Regions from separate parts of the Homo sapiens genome. Here region 1 is linked to region 2. Evidence: read pairs that join two places in POLR2A ChIA-PET (ENCODE). Cell type or tissue: PC-9. All regions are shown on one strand. Each heading gives the region's core, and the rest is flanking DNA. Links, peaks and the distances in the headings are about the cores only. Region 1 overlaps PDCD4 (programmed cell death 4). Region 2 overlaps SHOC2 (SHOC2 leucine rich repeat scaffold protein).

Region 1 (7,857 bases), core at 35-4,034, 53 kb after region 2:
CGCCTATCCAGCAACCTTCCCTTTGGACTGGTTGGCACAGTTAATCCACTTCTAAGGGCGTCACTCCCACTGTCGCTGACCGAATCGCCTCTGCCAGAGTCCCGGGATGAGTTTTTCCTTAGTCGCCTTTTTGCCTTGGCATTAATTCTAGCTTCGTTAATGGAGGATGCTGAAATCCAATTTCCATTTATTTCATTCTTTATTTCCTCAGTCCCAGCATTTTCTTCATCACCGGAAAAGAGAGAGTCACTTAAGTTATCAGGATCTTAAAGAGAAAAATGAAGAAAAAAATTCTAAGTATTTTAAGTATCTACTGTTTTATAGATATAGTGGTAAGTTAGATTAGGTTGAATCACATGACATTACCATTTTTGTAGGTAAATTACAGTCACATATTGGGAATTTCATCTACTTCAATCTAATAAACAACTAAATAAGATTACTTTTCACATTATCAAGGAAAGTAAACCAAGGCACTGAATTTTAACAAAGCATGTTTGTTTCTTACCAAAAACAAACCAAATTTGTTTGTTTTTACCAAAAGAAGCATGTTATTTCACGTTTAGATCATAAAATCTATGCTAACAGCAACACCAAATATAAAACCCTTAGACTTTTATGAGCTAATTGGAGATATTAAGAAAAGACAAAGCATCTTGAGAAGAGAGATAAACTAATATTTATAGAATGCCTACTATTAGGCACTGTGCTAGACACTCTATCATTTATTTATGCACAAGTTTGGCAGTTAATTATTATAACATTGAAGACAGATAAGGAAACTAAGGCTGAGAATGTTTAAATGATTTGCCAAACGTCCCATAACTAGGTATAAACACTTAAGAACTATTAGTAATCCAAAAGAGAATGAAAGGCATTTAGCAAATAATCGCATATGATTGTTGAGCTGAACTGCTGATGCTTTACTGCCTCAAGACAAAGTTTGCTTTCAAGAAAAGCCAACATCTCAAAGTCCTAATTCATCTCCCTAAACTTTTCTCCTATTACTTACCATCCTGTAAATCTTCCAGCCTATATAAAATTGATTCTTCTGAAAGAGATCAACATACTGGAGTTCCCAGTAGAATGTCGCCCTCACTGTTATTTTCAGTTATCAAAATCCTTTAGGATATAGCCCAAGTCTTACTCCCTGCATTAAAACTTCCCTTACAACTCTAGGTACAGGAACACTAATTGCTCACATACTATTCATTCAACACGTCATGGAAATCACTTTCTTTTTATATAGCAGTCTTTTTCTTCCAACTAAGTCATAAGCTTCAAAGGAGAAACCACAACTAGACTGTATGTCCTTCTTTGTATCCCCATCACCTAGCAGAGTGTCCTTCATACTCAAATTCCATGGAGATCAAGTGGAGGCACTTGGCTTTGCCCTGAAAGCTCTTTAAGTCAGAAAGGCTACTGAATTAGCTACCACTGGGCCACAGTTTTGTTCATTATTGTTAACGCAAATCAGAGCTGAATCACTCAAATCATTTTCTATATGCCTAAAGATAATTATAACATGTCAGGTCTATGTGCATGGGCTTTAATATGTTTTAAGACATGTTGAAACCAAAAATTTTCACCAACCTATAAAAAGCATACATGTGTTTAAATCTTTACAATTCTTGACATACTTAGGAAGGTAGGAATGTTTTGTTTTAAACAAAATCATCAATTAGAGCCAAATTATTTCACTAGTCTCATAAGTAGTCTCCCTGCCTCCAGTCTTCAAACTATACTGAATGAAGACTGATTTTCTCAAGCATGCCCTCACTGAAGATCCTTTAAAAGTAGTCCCATTATGTCACAAAAAATGTAAACTTTTTTTTTTTTTTTTTTGAGACAGCGTGTCGCTCTGTCACCCAGGCTGGAGTGCAGTGGTGCAATCTCAGCTCACTGCAAGCTCTGCCTCCCGGGTTCACGCCATTCTCCTGCCCCAGCTGGGACTACAGATGCCTGCCACTACGCCTGGCTAATTTTTTTGTGTTTTTAGTACAGATGGGGTCACCGTGTTAGCCAGGATGGTCTTGATCTCCTGACCTCGTGATCCACCTACGTCGGCCTCCCAAAGTGCTGGGATTACAGGCGTGAGCCACCGCACCCAGCCAAAATGTAAACTCTTTACCTTGTAACTTAAGGTCCTTTATGATCTTGCCCCTGCTTACCTCACCAGAATCACTGCTAACTACTCCCACACTCAAATTGTCAGAGCTTAAGTTAGATATCATAGGGAAGAGATGGGAGGGATTCATTTGGCAGAAGAATACTGAGTATATTACAAAAAGAGAAAGTATAAAGTAGGAAACCGCTAAGAAAATGCTTCAGTAATTCAGTCACAAGCTAACTGGTAAAGAGCAAGGGTAGTAACTGTGGGATAAATAATAATGTTACACTTTTAAAGAAAATAATGAAGGACTTTTAAGCAGAATGTATCTAGGATTAAAGAGAAGTCAAACAATGCCTTAAAAGTTTTCAAACTGGTAAGAAGCCGGTGTTAGGATGGTGTGTTTGGGACATCATCATAACCATCAGTAGTAATTATAGTCTTAGTGGAAGTAGTCGTAGTACTGTTTCTTTCATCATTACCATTACTATTGTCATCTATTAGATACCAGGTTCCACACTACCTGGTACCTATTAGATTCCACACTACCTGGTACCTATTAGCTAAGGCACTTTACATATGTGGTCTATAAGCTTCAAGAGCTCTAGAAAGAAACTGTTTATCCTCATTTTACAGAAGGAATGTGTTTCACAAGAAGTTACATATCTAGAAAGGATTATGGCTAGAATTCAAACCCACATTTTTAATCCCATATAACTACAGAAAATACAAAACTAGAATACAGCAGAGTATTGACAGCTAAAGAGACGAACAAGGGCGTGAATGTAAAGAGAGATAAACAAAAATGATTAAGTGGAAGGGGACAGAAAGATCAGGATCACATAAATTAGATGACATTTTCGTGTAAGAGTGGATGGTTGAGAAAAACATTAAACATCTACCTGTAACATAGTGCTTTCATCATTGTGCCATTAAGGTGAACCACAAAACTGGTCCAGAAGACACAGGAGTCAGAACTATAATAAAATGTCTTAAACTGTCCCTTGGAGTATTCAATTTAAATACATCTATTTCCCATAATCGAGTTTTCTTTTCTTCAACAATTTTAACATCCTTTCAAGTATGTTTGTGTCTCTGCAGCAGTAAACATTCTCTCAGTATAATTTATATATTTGACCTTATCATTTTTAACCCATGTTTGTATTAATTGCTTTATATTTTGTTACTCATACTCACCTAACTGTTGGAGTTCCATAACCCCTATTGAGCTGACTTTAAGAAAACCAAAATTAAAATGATAAGCTGAGTACAGAATGTGATTGACTTCAAAATTGTTTCCTACTGTGTACTAATTCCCTCTTTCTGAATTCTGATATCTCAATAGTAACCACTCCAATTGTATATGACCACAGCACCAGAAAATCACATTTTCAATTACTGGTGTCCAATGAGTGGCATAATTAGAATAACATTACCACACTTTCATGTATTACATACCTAGTATGTGCTTCACAGACTTAACACACATATACAATATCTCACTAAATCCTAATTATAAATCTATACAGAGGGTATTTATATCCCAATTTTATACATGAAAAAACTGAAGGTCAGAATAACCTACTTCCTCCAAGTAAAAGAGTAAGAGTGTGACTTGGACTATTTGCTATGTGAAGAATTTACTACAAAGAGGGTCTATCTTAGGCCTATTCAAATATTGAAGAACAAGTCTTTTATTTTAAAGCAGTGCTGGACACAAGCACCAAGAACAGGGTTAGAACTAGGTCTTATTGTAGTTAGGAAACAAAAAGTACACATTTTAAAGCTGTGTTTCTATTTCTAATAGAAATAGAATGCAAGCCATATAAGAAATTTTAAATTTTCCAGTAGCCACATTAAAAAGTAAAAACAGGTGAAATTAATTTAAATATATTTTATTTAATCTAATATAACCATATCATCTCAACATGCAAGCAATATAACAAATTATTGAGATAGTTGACCTTCATCTCAACTCAGAGTAGCCACATTTCAAGTACTCAACAAACACATGTGGCTAAGCACAGTGGTGCACACGCCTGTAATCCAGCTACTGAGGAGGCTGAAGAGGGAGGATCACTTGAGCCCAGGAGTAATAACCACATGTAGCTAGTGGTCACCATACTGGACAGTGCAGAAAAGAAGCAATTACCTATATGTAAAATATATTCTAAACTGTATTACCATCCCCATCTCAATTAAGTAGGTACATATTATCCATTTATAACCCTAAAGCATACTCATACAGCTATTGTATACAGCAGCACAGAAATGATCATTAATTACATAAATTTTTTTCAATTTTTTACCATACTTTAAAAAGATCTGTAAATAAACAATGGTAAAGAAGCTTCAAATTCAACATGTTTGTTCAGATCAAAGAAAACTATGTACATTGTAAACAATAGTGAGTTAAGTCACTGAGGAAAGAAAGATGTAGTATTTAGTTACGAAATACACTTAAAATGACAGAAAATAGCTTTCAATATTAATAAAATTATAAGACAAAGAATTATCCAAAGTATACCAATATGAACTGTTCTCACTATTCAGATATTACACAATTCTAATTAACTTTTTGGGAGATTATTTTTAAAACTATAAATACATTTTAAATTATCTTGAGTTACTCACATTTGGTCATCTATTCCACAAAACTGTTCATTTTTATGATAATAACATGCTATTGAAGCACCATGGAGAATTAGGGAAAATACCCTAGGTAATTTAGAATATAAAAATTATTTGTTAGGAAAGATACCAAAGATACCAGTAAGTTTATATTACAGAAATCACTAACTAGCCCATGTGAAAATAAGCAGGCTCACTATTCTTCTCTATTCTGTACTATATAACAGAGAATAGGAATATGTGGAATGTGAAAGGATAGGCAGAAAAATAGGACATGTAATGAATTTCCATGAAAATAAAAATCACAAACTTGACTTTAAAAATAATATAGCCTGTTTTCTTACAGCATGAATAAAAGAGTATTTAAAGATAGTTTTTCTATCATGTTTTTATAAAATATGGAATGGTCTGAAGCTTCCTCACAACATAGTCAAGCTTCAAGATATTTCAGCCTAGGCAACATAGTGAAATCCTATCTCTACAAAAAATAAAAAATTAGCCTGGTGTGGTGGCACACACCTGTTGTCCCAGCTGCTGAGGAGGCTGAGATAGGGGAGGATCTCTTAAGCCCAGGAAAGTCAAAACTGCAGTGAGCCATGATCACACCACTGCACTCCAGCCTGGGTGACAGAGCAAGATCCTGTCTCAAAACGAAGAAAAAAAGAAAAAAGGATATCCTTACTTACCTGCAGGGTTTACATTCAGTATCTGCTCATTTTCTACATCCATTTTCCCTTAATTTCGCTTGCACTGATTAAACAAATTACCTAATGGAAATCTTCCTTCAGAATCTGTTTTTTTAAAAGAAAAAAAGAAAGCTTCAAGATCTTTTAAACTGATGTAATTAAGCTGAATTAAACTTACTTAAGCACACTGTAAAAACAAACGACAACAACAAAAAACACACAATTCCATTAAATAAAACAGTTCACTTTACTTTCAAAGACAACTTACCCTAATTAACATTTGGTTCCAATCTTTTTGATAAATTTATCAAAGTCAAAAAAAAAAATCCCAGATTTCAGCATGTGCCAAAGCACCCCTTTAATTGGAATTAAAAGATATGTTTGTGATACATGTTTACGTCAAGTTAAAGAAATACACACATCCAAATCTTTTAGGAATACCAAGCCTCAAAATTAATCTGATATACATACATAGGAATATAAATACTGGATAGTTCCCTACCAATGAATTATGAGAACTACTCCAAAATAAAAACAACACAGTTTTAGTTAATAAAGAATATCACATGACTGTGTTATTTTTCACATTACGGCATATCTGAAAGGCAGATATATCTGCCACTCATTACCTAGGTCTCTATAATTACTAGAATAAGACTTTGGGAGAAACTTTTAAAATCAGCTTTTTTGATAATATTATTTATATGAGAAATCCTTTTTTGATAATATTATTTATATGAGAAATCCATTTTTTAAAAATCTGATCATTTCAGAAAGGAGTAAGTACAACGACATAAGCATTTCAGTATTTTAGGCCTCAGTTTCAAAATGGCTTAAAAATTATTAATACTGGAAGGTTTGATGAAATCAGTTACCTTTTAGACAATTAACTTAGTGATACAGATCCAATAATGTTATATGAAAGAAATATCAAAATAGTTTTCAAAAAATATATTACCAGAAAGTGCAACCAAATTAAGATTTCAGAATCTCTCTAGAAGTATTTTTTAAATAGTGGTTTAGAGTACTTAAGTGTATGTTTAAGTCACATAGGTTGGATATAAGTCCTTCTGGTCATTTACAATCAGGTTGCTAGCAGTGTGCTCTTCAGAGATATAAAATGCACAAATTAGTGAAAATGCCTAATAAATTAATTACAGAAAAGCACATTTTTTCCTATATAACTTAACCTACTGTTAGATGTCATTTTAGGATAACAATGATATATACAGAGCCTCCTGGGACTCAAAGGTGAAACTGACTTTTAAATTCCTCATTATGTACTACTATTTGCTAACATAAGTTTATAGCCCTTTTCTTCAGAAAACGGTATTATTTTGTGAAACAAAAACAAATGGACCTTATGTTAAAATTATAGGCTTCTTACTATGGTATAATCCTCAGACTAATATGCTATCATATTGCTTGGGAACTTAAGAAAATGGTGAGATCATTCTCTAATTCTGTTAAGAATAAATTAATATATGTGAATCTTTATAATCACTTTTCACTATAACTCCCGCCAACTTTAGATATGAAAAAAAAATCTTAAAAATATGTAGAGATTCATATAAATATATGAACAAAAATGGTTTGCAAATCTAAACACTCAGCATCCTTCATGGCTGAAAAGGCTACATTCTGTTTTAATTCCATGCATGAAATACATATAGGAAAGGAATAATGTCATATGATACGTGTTTCAGTTTTTTAGAGTTCCATTACAAAGTCTTTTTCATTCTTGATGAAAGTATAACTTTTGAGAGAATACTTTCTGCAGAACCTAATAAGCGAAATGATTATAATTGATGTTCATAAAGCCCTTTACAATTCAAAAAGAATTGTACATGTATTATTTAATGTACCTTACAGAAAAACCTTCGGGTAGGTATTCCACCTTACACACAACTAAACAGATTCAGAGAGGGTAGGTGATATGTCCAAGGACAGACAGCTGCTTAGTGGAACAGCCAGGATGAGAATCCAGACCTTCCAAATCCAGTACTGTTTGCACAAGTTCAATCCAAAATTTTAATATCCCACAGGAAGATTCTTTTCAAGGGTTAACAGAAGCTTCTTAAAACAGACTTCTGCTGTTCAAACTTTTAAATGCTGTTTTCCAAACACTAAAAATAATTATTTTAAACTATTATACAGAAGGCATTCCGTCAGACAAAACTGTCAGGAAATGACTATCATCTCTTTTATTAAGATAAAAACAAAGTTATCTTAATAAAAAAAATAGTCCTGTGTCTTTAGGCAATGATAACCCGATCAGGAACTCAAGTCATATTTGACAGCAACAAACACGTTTTAAGAGTTTAGATAAGACATGTTCCACGTTTTTACGCTCTTTAAAGTAGTAGGATTTTTTCCAATTTATTTAACAACCCTTAATTGGCCCAAACAAGAAAATATAAAGCAAAAAAT
Region 2 (10,780 bases), core at 2,552-6,551:
TGAAGCCTACAAGAAAGTTTGCCTATCTGGGGCACCTGGCTCACGAGGTTGGCTGGAAGTACCACGCAGTGACAGCCACCCTGGAGGAGAAGAGGAAAGAGAAAGCCAAAATCCACTACCGGAAGAAGAAAGAGCTCATAAGCCTACGGAAACAGGCCAAGAGGAACATGGAGAAGAAAACTGACAAATACACAGAGGTCCTCAAGACCCACGGACTCCTGGTCTGAGCCCAATAAAGACTGTTAAAAAAAAAAAAAAAGGAAAAGAAAAGGACATGCCCTTTCCTAAGAAAAGCTGATGCAGACTAATCAAGATAAATACTGCAATAGTAAAATTACTGTTTCTCAAAGATTTAAAAAGAGAATCCTTTGAGAATCTACGCAAAAAACATTACTATCTTAACATGTGAAGGAGGAGGGAATCAATGTTTAAACATCAGTGAAGCAGGCTGGGTGCGGTGGCTCACGCCTGTAATACCAGCACTTTGGGAGGCCAAGGCAGGCGGATCACCTGAGTTCAGGAGTTTGAGACCAGCCTGGCCACATGGTGAAACCCCGTCTCAACTAAAAAAAAAAAATACAAAAATTAGCCGGGCAGGGTGGAGGGCGCCTGTAATCCCAGCTACTCAGGAGGTTGAGGCTGGAAAATCACTTGAACCCAGGAGGCGGAGGTTGCAGTGAGCCGAGATCGCGCCATTGCACTCCAACCTGGGCGACAATAGCGAAACTCCGACTCAAAAAAAAAAAAAAAAAATCAGTGAAGCAATATCTAGAGTACTCAAGAATTTACCCCCAGCATAAAACATCATTAAATATGCAAAACCCTAAGGAATAGTTTTCATAAACTTTAAGAAAATACTTGATGATAAAGTTCAGCCATCTAAAAGATTTTTAAAAAACTATCGAAAATAACAAACTTTGAGCATTTGAATCCACTTAACTATTGGTCTAAAACTATGGCTATGGCTATAGAATATAATGTAATTGTTACAATTCCTGATAATGTTTTTATATAACCAACAAAACGTGAGAGAGTAAATAGACTGAGGAATGCTAATATCTTTATACTGTACTGCTTTACATCTTTAAGTATATTTCAATTGTTAACATACCTTGACTTATCTCTTAGTCCATTAGCTATAAAAGATGAGGCTATAACCATAATGATATAATAAATATAAATTAGCTAAATACATTCATTGAAAAAAAAGTCTCATATTAGATCTCAAAATAGAATGTAACTATATGAACACAAGACTCCCCTAACTCCCAAATTTGAATGGATGAAAATGAAAGAGATTTACATATTCAAAATGACACAGGCATTTATAAGCACCAGGATATTCACACTAGCATCATCTATAACAGCAGTATATGGAAACACCTAAATGTCCACCAACTAGGACCTAGTTAGATAAACTGAAGTTTTTTCAAGGGAATATTATGTAGTTAATAAAAAGAATGAGGCAACAATTGAGTTAGTATAGCAAATGGGCTAATATAAAAGACTCTGTAGCCAAACTGCTGGATGCTGGAGTTCACCTTCCAGCTGACAACCTACTAGCATGTCATTTAAAGTTTCTGTGCCTCAGTTTCTTCCTCTGTGGTAAGGGAATAATATTTACCTACTTCTCACGTTTGTGATGAAGATTAGTAATCAATACAAAAACACTTGTTAGAACAGGGCCTAGAACAAAGCACTACGTAAGTGTTAGATATTATTATAGTTAAGTGAGAAAAAGTGAACTGTAGAACAGCATAGTATGCTATCATTTACAAAAAACTTAAAATATATACATATATATGCACATATATGTGCAGAAAGTATACATATATGTATAAAATATGTGCAGAAGGATGAATAAACTCATAGTAGTTTCCCAGGAGCAGAAACTGGGTAGAAGAGGTTTCAGAGTGGGAGAAAGATTTACTTTACCTTTCTATATCTTTTGAATTTTACACCACATGCATGTATGGACTAGACAAAAACTACTACTTAAGTTACCTTTAAAAATCTTAAAGAATCTAGGATGACTAAACACAGTGCCACTTTTCTGGTTAGTTCTCTGGTCTACCATGCCTAGGGTGCATTTACTCAATTCAAGGGTCATACAAATAGCAAATTATCAGAGGTAAATGTATGTCCCCAAGATGTCACAGAGTTCAGATATTTAATGTTGTCACCATGTAAGATATAAAAGGAATATATCTTAGGAGACAACACTACAAGGACATATGTAAAGGGAGTGTTCACTGCAATGTGCACATAAATAGCAAAATATTAGAAATAACCTAATGTACATCAATAGACTAAATTATGGTACTATGCAATGTTGTACGGATATTAAAAATGACAGCATAGTATAACTTTATGTATATAAATTATAATTTTTGTATGTAACTAACAAATAGTAAATTCTAGACTCTCTCCACACAGGAATACAGATATATTTCATCTTTTCATTGCCTATGATTTGTGATATGGCTATATCATAATTTAATCATTCCTATTATCAACTGATATTTAGGTTGTTTCTATTTTCCTTTACATTTTTTAATCTTGTTTTCACCAAGATATATAATGCTTCACTGAACATCAATCTTCACCCACAGGGACTAATATTTCTGTAAGGCAGATTCCTGAAAGTAGAACTGTCAGGTCCAAACTAATATGCATTTTAAATTTTTATACGTAGTTCCAAACTGCCTTCTTCCAAAGAGCCTGCATCAACTTATACTCTTCCAGCCTTGCAAATTAGTAATCATTTTCATCAATCTGACGTATGCAAATGATATATTATTTAAATCTACATATTAGTAAGAGTGTGCAGATCTTTCCATTCTTCCACTGTTTGTGGTATTCAAACAAAATACAGCTAATAGCTACATCGTGCTTAACACACACTGTGGCTTTTTTAATTTGCCAGAATTTAATCTTTGGGAGCCTCACAAAAAAATCCAAACTTTCGTTAAAAAAAAAATCAAAAGATATGGGCATCACTGGACTGGATCCACATTTCTTTTGTTTGTTTTTTAGAGACAGGGTCTTACTACATTGTCTAGGCTGGAGTGCAGTGTCTAGGCTGTTCACAGGTGTGATCAGTGTGCACTGCAGCCTTGAACTCCTGTGCTCAAGAGATCCTCCCACCTCAGCCTCCAGAGTAGTGGGACTACAGGTGCATGCCACTGCGCCCAGCTCCATACTTCTTAATGACGAAAATCAACTGACATTGAAAAGGAGCTGCCCTCTCCAAGTGTTCTACAATTCAACCACCTCATATATTTCCCCTACTGGGTTCACTCATTTATGTTACCTGCCTGGTCTCCTGTAATAATTGAAGTTTAGTATCCTAGTCCTATTGGTTTATTTGGCTACATACTGGCTATTAAGATTCTTACTATAAATGATATTAATACCTTATCTTGTACAAACATAAGTATTTACTGTTAATTTTTCTTTTAACTTAATCATATATAATCATAAATATATATAAAATTTTCAAAGTCTAGAAGAACATAAAGTGTTAGCAATGCTATCCTTCAATTACAGGTGATTTTCACTTTTTATCTCTGTATGTATATCTTTTAAATGTATACAATGAGTAATCACTCCTTTCATAATTAGAAAAAAAGCTACTCTCATTTTGAAACAAAATATATGTAACACTGATAGTGATGTTAATTTTTAAACTAATAAAGCCAATTAAAACTTTACCTACAAAGAAAATCTGAATGCATAAAAGATCTATATAATAATCAGAGATCATTTAGTCTATGATTACCCATAAAGAACTTAATATATCTACTACTTCCAGCCAGAATTACAATATAAACTGTTTTTACAAGTGGCATTCAGAAGTACATGGAATGATATGACTCACTCTAAAGTTGTAAAACAAGTTTTGAATATTAGCAGTTCAGAAAACCAATTTTCTCCAATTACATTTAAATTTTTATAAATATAAAAAGTATATTTTCATTTGGTCAACATTTATACTAAGTGTAATGCACTTAGTATACCTTGCACTTTGCAAGGTGCAAACCATGCAATAACAATAAAGCACAATCCTTGCCTGAAAGCTTATACACAAGTGAGTAAAGCAAGAAAAAAGTCGAGTAAGTGCTGTTGAAGCACAAAGGGAAGGCACCTGAATTAGCCTTGGAGGTTAGGGGAATCAGGAAAGGCTTCTTAAAAGAGATAACATCTAAGCAGGAATCAACCAAAAAAGGTGAAAGGGGGCTAGGAATCCAGGTGGTGTCATCCTGACTTCTCTCTCCCCTTCAATGTTTACATTCTGACAATCACCAAATCTTATCAATTTTTCTCCCCAAATTTCTCAATGCCATTGGCTTCTCTTCATTCTCACTGCCATTACCCTGCTATAAGGTATACCAAATTCTCTCTTCTAATAGCCTTCTAACTGGTCTCACCATATCCACTTTCCCATCCTGTTCTTAACCTAATCACTATGTTGTAATTAGAGTGATCTTTCAAACATTCAAATCTAATCAGGTTAATGTCCAATTAAAAGAACTGAGGGGAGTCCTCAGGATTAAACCCAAATTTCTTAATAATAATTCACATGTCTTGAAGATCTAGCCCCTGCATACTTTTGCCACAACTCTAATACTTCCCATCTTGCACTATGGTCACATGAACTTCTTTCACATCCCATGGCAGCGTCTTCTATCTCCTGTCTCAAGGACTTTGCACAAGCTATATTCTTCTGCCAGAAACACAGATTTACAATTCTTCACTGAGCTAACTCCTACTTACTCTTCAGACCTCAGCTTAGAGGTCTGGGAAGGCTTTTCCTAATTATTCAAAAGCCTTTCTGCATACCACCTCCTCTGTGTTCCCACTTAAAACTTCCCCTAACAGAACACTTATCATGCTATTATTAGACTTGGCAGGTTAGTTGTCTGACTCTCTCATTTAAAGGTAATGGGAAAACAGGAACCCTTCTGCCTTTTTCACAGTTGTATTCTAGTACTTAGGACAATACTTAGCACATATAACACTTATATTTATTGAAAGAACAATAAATACTTGCTAATTTGGCTTTATCTGCCATTCTAGACAGCAATTTTTACTCTATAAATAACTCTAAACATAATATTATGAACCTTTTATTGAGCACAAAATAAATGCTCAATAAATACTGGTTTAATAACATGATAAATGAACAATAAACAAGGTTTCATCTCATGCATGGAGTTCCCCTATATCCTACTTAAAATTAACTCCAGGTCACTCAAATTTTGACATGAATACCTAAAAATGACAAGATTTCAATTGTATTTCCCATTATTTATTAAGATGTAAAGGCTTCTTATTCTTTTAAATAAAAAGAAAGAGCTCTCCCACCTAAATCATGTAAACCTATATATTTTTGCAGTTTAAGAGTTTAAAAAGGAGCTTTCAAAGTTAGAAGACCAAAAGATTGGTCCAAAGAATGAGAAAACACCCACAATTAACATGCTCAAAAGAATGTTATTGTTTACAGAGAAATGGAAAAGCACACCTTTAAGCAGCACAAGTGAACCTGAGGTAGGGGATAGAGGCTAACGGCTGTCCACAAAAATAAAATGTTCTACACTTGTCCATTTAACTAGAATTATGTCAAGAGTCCACAACTCATAGCATCTTCAAATTCATTCATTCAACTTTTTCCCTCCTTGGTAAGGAAGCAAAATAAAATATTTTGGAAAGACATGGAGAGACATGGGACTGATTTATTTTATATAGCAGCAAATGGGAGTTTTTTAGGAAACCTGCATTACTTCTTATGGGAAAGCAAAAGACTTTACGTGTAATTTACATTCTAGGAAAACAAGAGTTTAGAGCAAAGAACTGAAAATTCCTGTTTACCCAATCCACAATATAAACCATAATTGGGATTACAGCTCTCTTGTACAACACTTCAACTCACCATATGCATAAACTGCAAAATTCTTCACCAAAGTCTCACAGTTAAAAGGCAGGATAGGGAAGAGGGGATTTAAAAGTCTCAAAAGTACTAAGATATAATGGTAAACGTCAAATGGTAAATGACCAAACATTATCTGAAAAGTTTTAAATGCCACACAAACACTACCAAAAAAAAAAAAAAAGATTTACTCGTGAATATTTGCTTAAATTGCCTTTCTTGCCAAGGAACTCCAAACATGTCATACACAACTTAAGTATTCCCAAGATATACTTTACTTTTCATTTCCCATGCAAACTGGCAATTTTAAAAAAAAGGCTATTTAATTACCAGTGTAAAGCAAAAGAGAAAATATAACTGCTACATACACTAAGATGACTACAATATTCAATATAGTATTTTCAAAGAAAAAAAGATTTTCAGACCTTTTAAACTAAAAACTGTTAATTAAATTTAACTACTACTTTTTTGTACATATAAAGCCACATATTTCTTCACTAAGTCTATCTCATTATAAATCCTTTCCATTACTCACTCTATTTAAACTATCGGAAACTGTCAGAAAAAAAACAAAAATAAATGCGCTCTCAATAACAAGACTAGGAGTGTGTGGTCTCAAGGTATCTTATATTTGAGTATCAGTCAGTATTTAGTAAGTTGCCATGATTATAAAACAACTGGCGTTTCTTACATTTATATGGTCCATTTCTGAGACTTTAAAAGACCTCTATGTTCAACTATTTATCTACCATTCTGACAGTTTGGTTTATTAAATAGAACTTTTATAATTTGGGTTTTAAAAATATAATCTCATTATCTCTGTATTACATTTTAAAAAATATCACAAAGCTAAAATCTTCCTCATATAAGATCAAAAGAAACATAATAAGCAGCCATACTCAATTTAAGGATAATAAGGAATTTCTCCCATCAGAAGTTACTCAAGATATTGAAAGGCAGCTCTTATATGTTTTAATATACATAAAGGGATACTTTATTTTTGTAATTTAACACATTAAACACAACCCTACAATTCCCAACTGGTATGTATTAACTACTATCTTGTGAATATAATCCTGCTATGTCCTGAACTGTGTCCTTCCCAAATTCTTATGCTGAAGCTATAACCTCCAATGTGATGGTATTTGAAGATGGGACCTTTGGGAGGTACTTAGGTTTAGATGAGGTCACAAGGGTGGGGTTTTCATAATGGGATTAATGCCCTTGTAAGAGGAGACCAGAGAACTTGCTCTCTCACTTTCTGCCAACTGAAGATACAGCAGGAAGACCTGTAAGAGACTCTTCATTCGCCCTGAACAGAAACGGCTGGCACCTCAATCTCGGACTTTCTAGCCTTCGGAACTGTAAGAAATATATATACTGTTGCTTAAGCCGCCCAGTCTATGGTATTTTATTATAGCAGTTCAAGCAGATAAAGAAAATCTCAAAATAAGATTCCCACATCAGAAGCTTTGATATGAAATAAGATTCCCACATCAGAAGCTTTGATATGAAAAAAATTTCCATACCACAAACATGTAAATCACGTAGTAATTTGCAGGTAGCAAGTGATATATTATTTAAATCATGCCAGGAAGAAAAAAATGTTGACATTAGTGATTCTTAGTTGCTCTTGGAAGCAACTCAAATATTATCAATTTGCATAATTAGTTATAAAAACTGGATAATGGCCATAAGATGTGCTAATGAACAATTTTTATTTTTACCACATCAATCTACTATTTATAGATTATCAATTTTCAAAGAATTTGAATATGACAAAATATAAGAAAACTTCAATTATATTAAACAATTTCAGCTTTCTTTGATAAAACAAAAATCTTCAAGATCTTGGCACAGGATCATTGTTGTTATATTATGGTATTTATATAATACACATATATACCTGCAAATATCAGGTATAATTGAGTTCCAATTGAGAAAAAGCCAGGAAAGTTTTTTCATATGCATTAAGGTATTACTCACAGAGCTAACTCTACAGGAGTTATACAGCTGACTTTTTTTGAGACAGGGTCTGGATGTGTTCCCCAGGCTGGAGTACAGTGGCAAGATCTAGGCTCACTGCAACCTCCACCTCCTAGGCTCCAGCCATCCTCCCACCTCAGTCTCCCAAGTAGCTGGGACTACCGATGCATGCCACCACACCCTGTTAATTTTTGTATTTTTGGTAGAGACGGGGTTTCACCATGCTGCCCAGGCTGGTCTCAAACTTGTGAGTCAAGCGATCCATCTGCCTCAGCCTCCCAAACTCCTGGGATTACAGGTATAAGCTACTGTGCCTGCCATACAGCTGATGTTTAAAGCAAATTTAAGTCCATCCTTTTTCATATCATAAAACCTTTTATCTGAAACATTTAATATTAATCTATCTTTTACAACTAGTGCAGGCTCAACTTGGTCCCTTTATAAATTAACAAAATAAGCTAGTAAAAGTATGTTTTATCAAATTCCTTTATAACCATATTTTCCTAAATAAAAAAGTAAATAGTGAACTTTTTTTAATAGTTTCTAATCAATTTCAGTATCTGGTTCTCATAGGCTGAAACAATGCTACAATGACGGGGTTGCACAACAGTCTCGGGAAATTATTTTGCTTGTTTGTTGCCCAGGCTGGAGTGCAGTAGTGTGATCTCAGCTCACTGCAACCTCTGCCCCTCAGGTTCAAGCGATTCTCCTTCCTCAGCCTCCCAAGTAGCTGGGATTACAGGCATGCGTCACTGCACCCAGCTAATTTTTGTTTTTTTAGTAAAGACAGGGTTTTACCATGTTGCCCAGGCTGTTCTCTAACTCCTGACCTCAGGTGACCCACCCGCCTCGGCCTCCCAAAGTGCTGGGACTACAGGTGTGAGCCACCACACTTGGCCAGGGGAAATATTTAAATAAAAACTATTTTCACTAAAAGCTTTAAGTATTGTACACAAGCATCATTGGAATATTTATATCAGAGTTATCAAACTTTTTCTAATAAAAGAGTATTGTGTTTTAAAAATAGTGACTCCATTTTAAAAGTCATTTTTCTCAAGCCTCCAAATAATTATTTTCATGAGCCTTATTTGCAACCTAAAACATTACCACTTGATTTATTTCAAACATTCACTAACCATCATTATATCTGACTATCTTAAGGTGCTTGGTGCCCAACACAAAGCCTGACACAATCTCACATCATTTTGCGGTTTCAATATGCTTTGTTCTCGTCCCAAATACTCATATTCTGTTGTACTACTATAAGCTATTATATAACAGGAGGTGGGGAAAATTTAAAAAATACTGCAGCACTACCAGCCATTTAGCATACTGAGTTCCCACAGTTGCTTAGTGGGTGTTCTGAAACTAGGCCATTTTCTAGTATTAAGAATTTCAAATCACTACTTCCAAAGTACAGAAATAAATGTCTTCAAGATTAAATCATAAAACCTTACTATTTTAAGCTGCCTAGTATATAAGCATCCCATTTCTATGAGTTTAGAGTTGCAATTAGCACATGGTAGATAAACCAATATTTGTTTTAGGAGCAAAATAACTAGCTCTCCTACCTATCCTTATAGTCACAGAATTCAAGAGATCACAATATTAAAATAAAATGTAATTTATTTGAACCAGAACTAAAGCTCTGGTGAAATTTTGAATTCTATATCGCAGATATATACAAACCCAAACTGAATTAAATATAATCTATTTCAGGTCACCCAATCTGTCAGACACCACATACTTTTAGCAAAGAACTATGACTTTCAACCTAATTTTCCCAGTCCGGTTAACCAGGCAATGCCAAGGAATTAAGCTTATTTTCTTTAACAGAATAAAAGTTGAAGAAATACTTAGTTATTTTGTCTTATCAATGCAACAGGTTGTTTTCATTAAAAGTGGGTCAAGAAAAAAATGTTGCTACTCAATTTTACATATTTCATAGCAAAGTAAACAAAGAAACACATAGTAATTATAGTATCTACCTCTACAAATTACAAGGTAGTATATTATACTGCACTGATCAGTATTTTCAGATAATTATTTGTTTCAACTTAAATTTTGTTCAATAAATACTGTTACCTACTATATTTTACCTCATTAAGCAAACCTTCCCAGTAAGAAAAGCTTAACACAGTAAAAGTTTTAAATTGTATCATTTTGAATGGAATTTTTCCAAAATACATGAGGTTATTAACAAAATTTACTAATATCCAATAACCTCTTCTTCATGATCCTAGATCATTATTTTCTATACTATTCTATGTATAAAACAAAGTGTCTTGAAAGATTCTACGCATGTTTGTCATAACATTAAGTTGCTATAAACTGCTGTTTTTACAAAATGTCTTGCATCTGGCTTTTCGAGTTTTTCTTCTGCTCTTATTTTCAACTCTCTTATCCCTCTAGGAGTAATTTCAGTCCTTTTTACATTTGGTTACCAAACTTTTAAAAATTGTGCACTACGTGAGAATAAAAATGCCTGAATTAAGGCTTGAAGGACTCTAAAAACAGAAAATGTGTGTTTAAAAACAAGAACATTATGACATGTCTTTGTCCTTCCTTTGGGCCTGTTCAGTTTGTTTTGGAGCTGTAGACTATTCATCTAAAACTAATTTTCCACTTGGAACCTACAAAGTCTAGACATTGTATACTGGTGGAACAGTAAATAAGACAGACATACTCAATGCTCATCTTAAGGCTTACAGTCTAGCAATAAAGACAGACATCAAATATATCATTACAAAAATAGTGTTATAAAAAAGGAAGTAAAAGCACTAGGATACCTTCAAACAGAAGAACCTAACTAGGGATGAAAGGAAGGTCTCCCAAAGTCTGGGATACAAAATTGAGGCCTGAAGG

The links. Peaks named below come from ENCODE experiments on the same cell type or tissue, not always from the same donor. Only the 100,000 strongest peaks of a DNase experiment are listed, where the experiment ranks them.
Region 1: POLR2A ChIA-PET joins it to region 2 with 8 read pairs; 5 of 35 experiments call an interaction of 5 or more read pairs at or near these places.

The regions. Positions count from the first base shown.
Region 1 is chr10:110,873,641-110,881,497 of GRCh38, reverse strand. It overlaps PDCD4 (programmed cell death 4), which reads right to left. Exons shown (of 12, transcript NM_014456.5): 2 at 5,428-5,532; 3 at 1-265. The coding sequence starts at 5,470. Among named protein-coding and RNA genes, the nearest start is that of PDCD4, 5.6 kb to the right of the region's middle. In PC-9, for the core only: no CTCF peak of the experiment used is centred there; no DNase peak of the experiment used is centred there.
Region 2 is chr10:110,926,069-110,936,848 of GRCh38, reverse strand. All of the region lies in intron 1 of SHOC2 (SHOC2 leucine rich repeat scaffold protein), which reads right to left. It also overlaps the pseudogene RPL13AP6. Among named protein-coding and RNA genes, the nearest start is that of SHOC2, 12 kb to the right of the region's middle. In PC-9, for the core only: no CTCF peak of the experiment used is centred there; DNase peaks (open chromatin) are centred at 3,848 and 4,138; H3K4me3 peaks cover 768 bases; H3K27ac peaks cover 1,213 bases.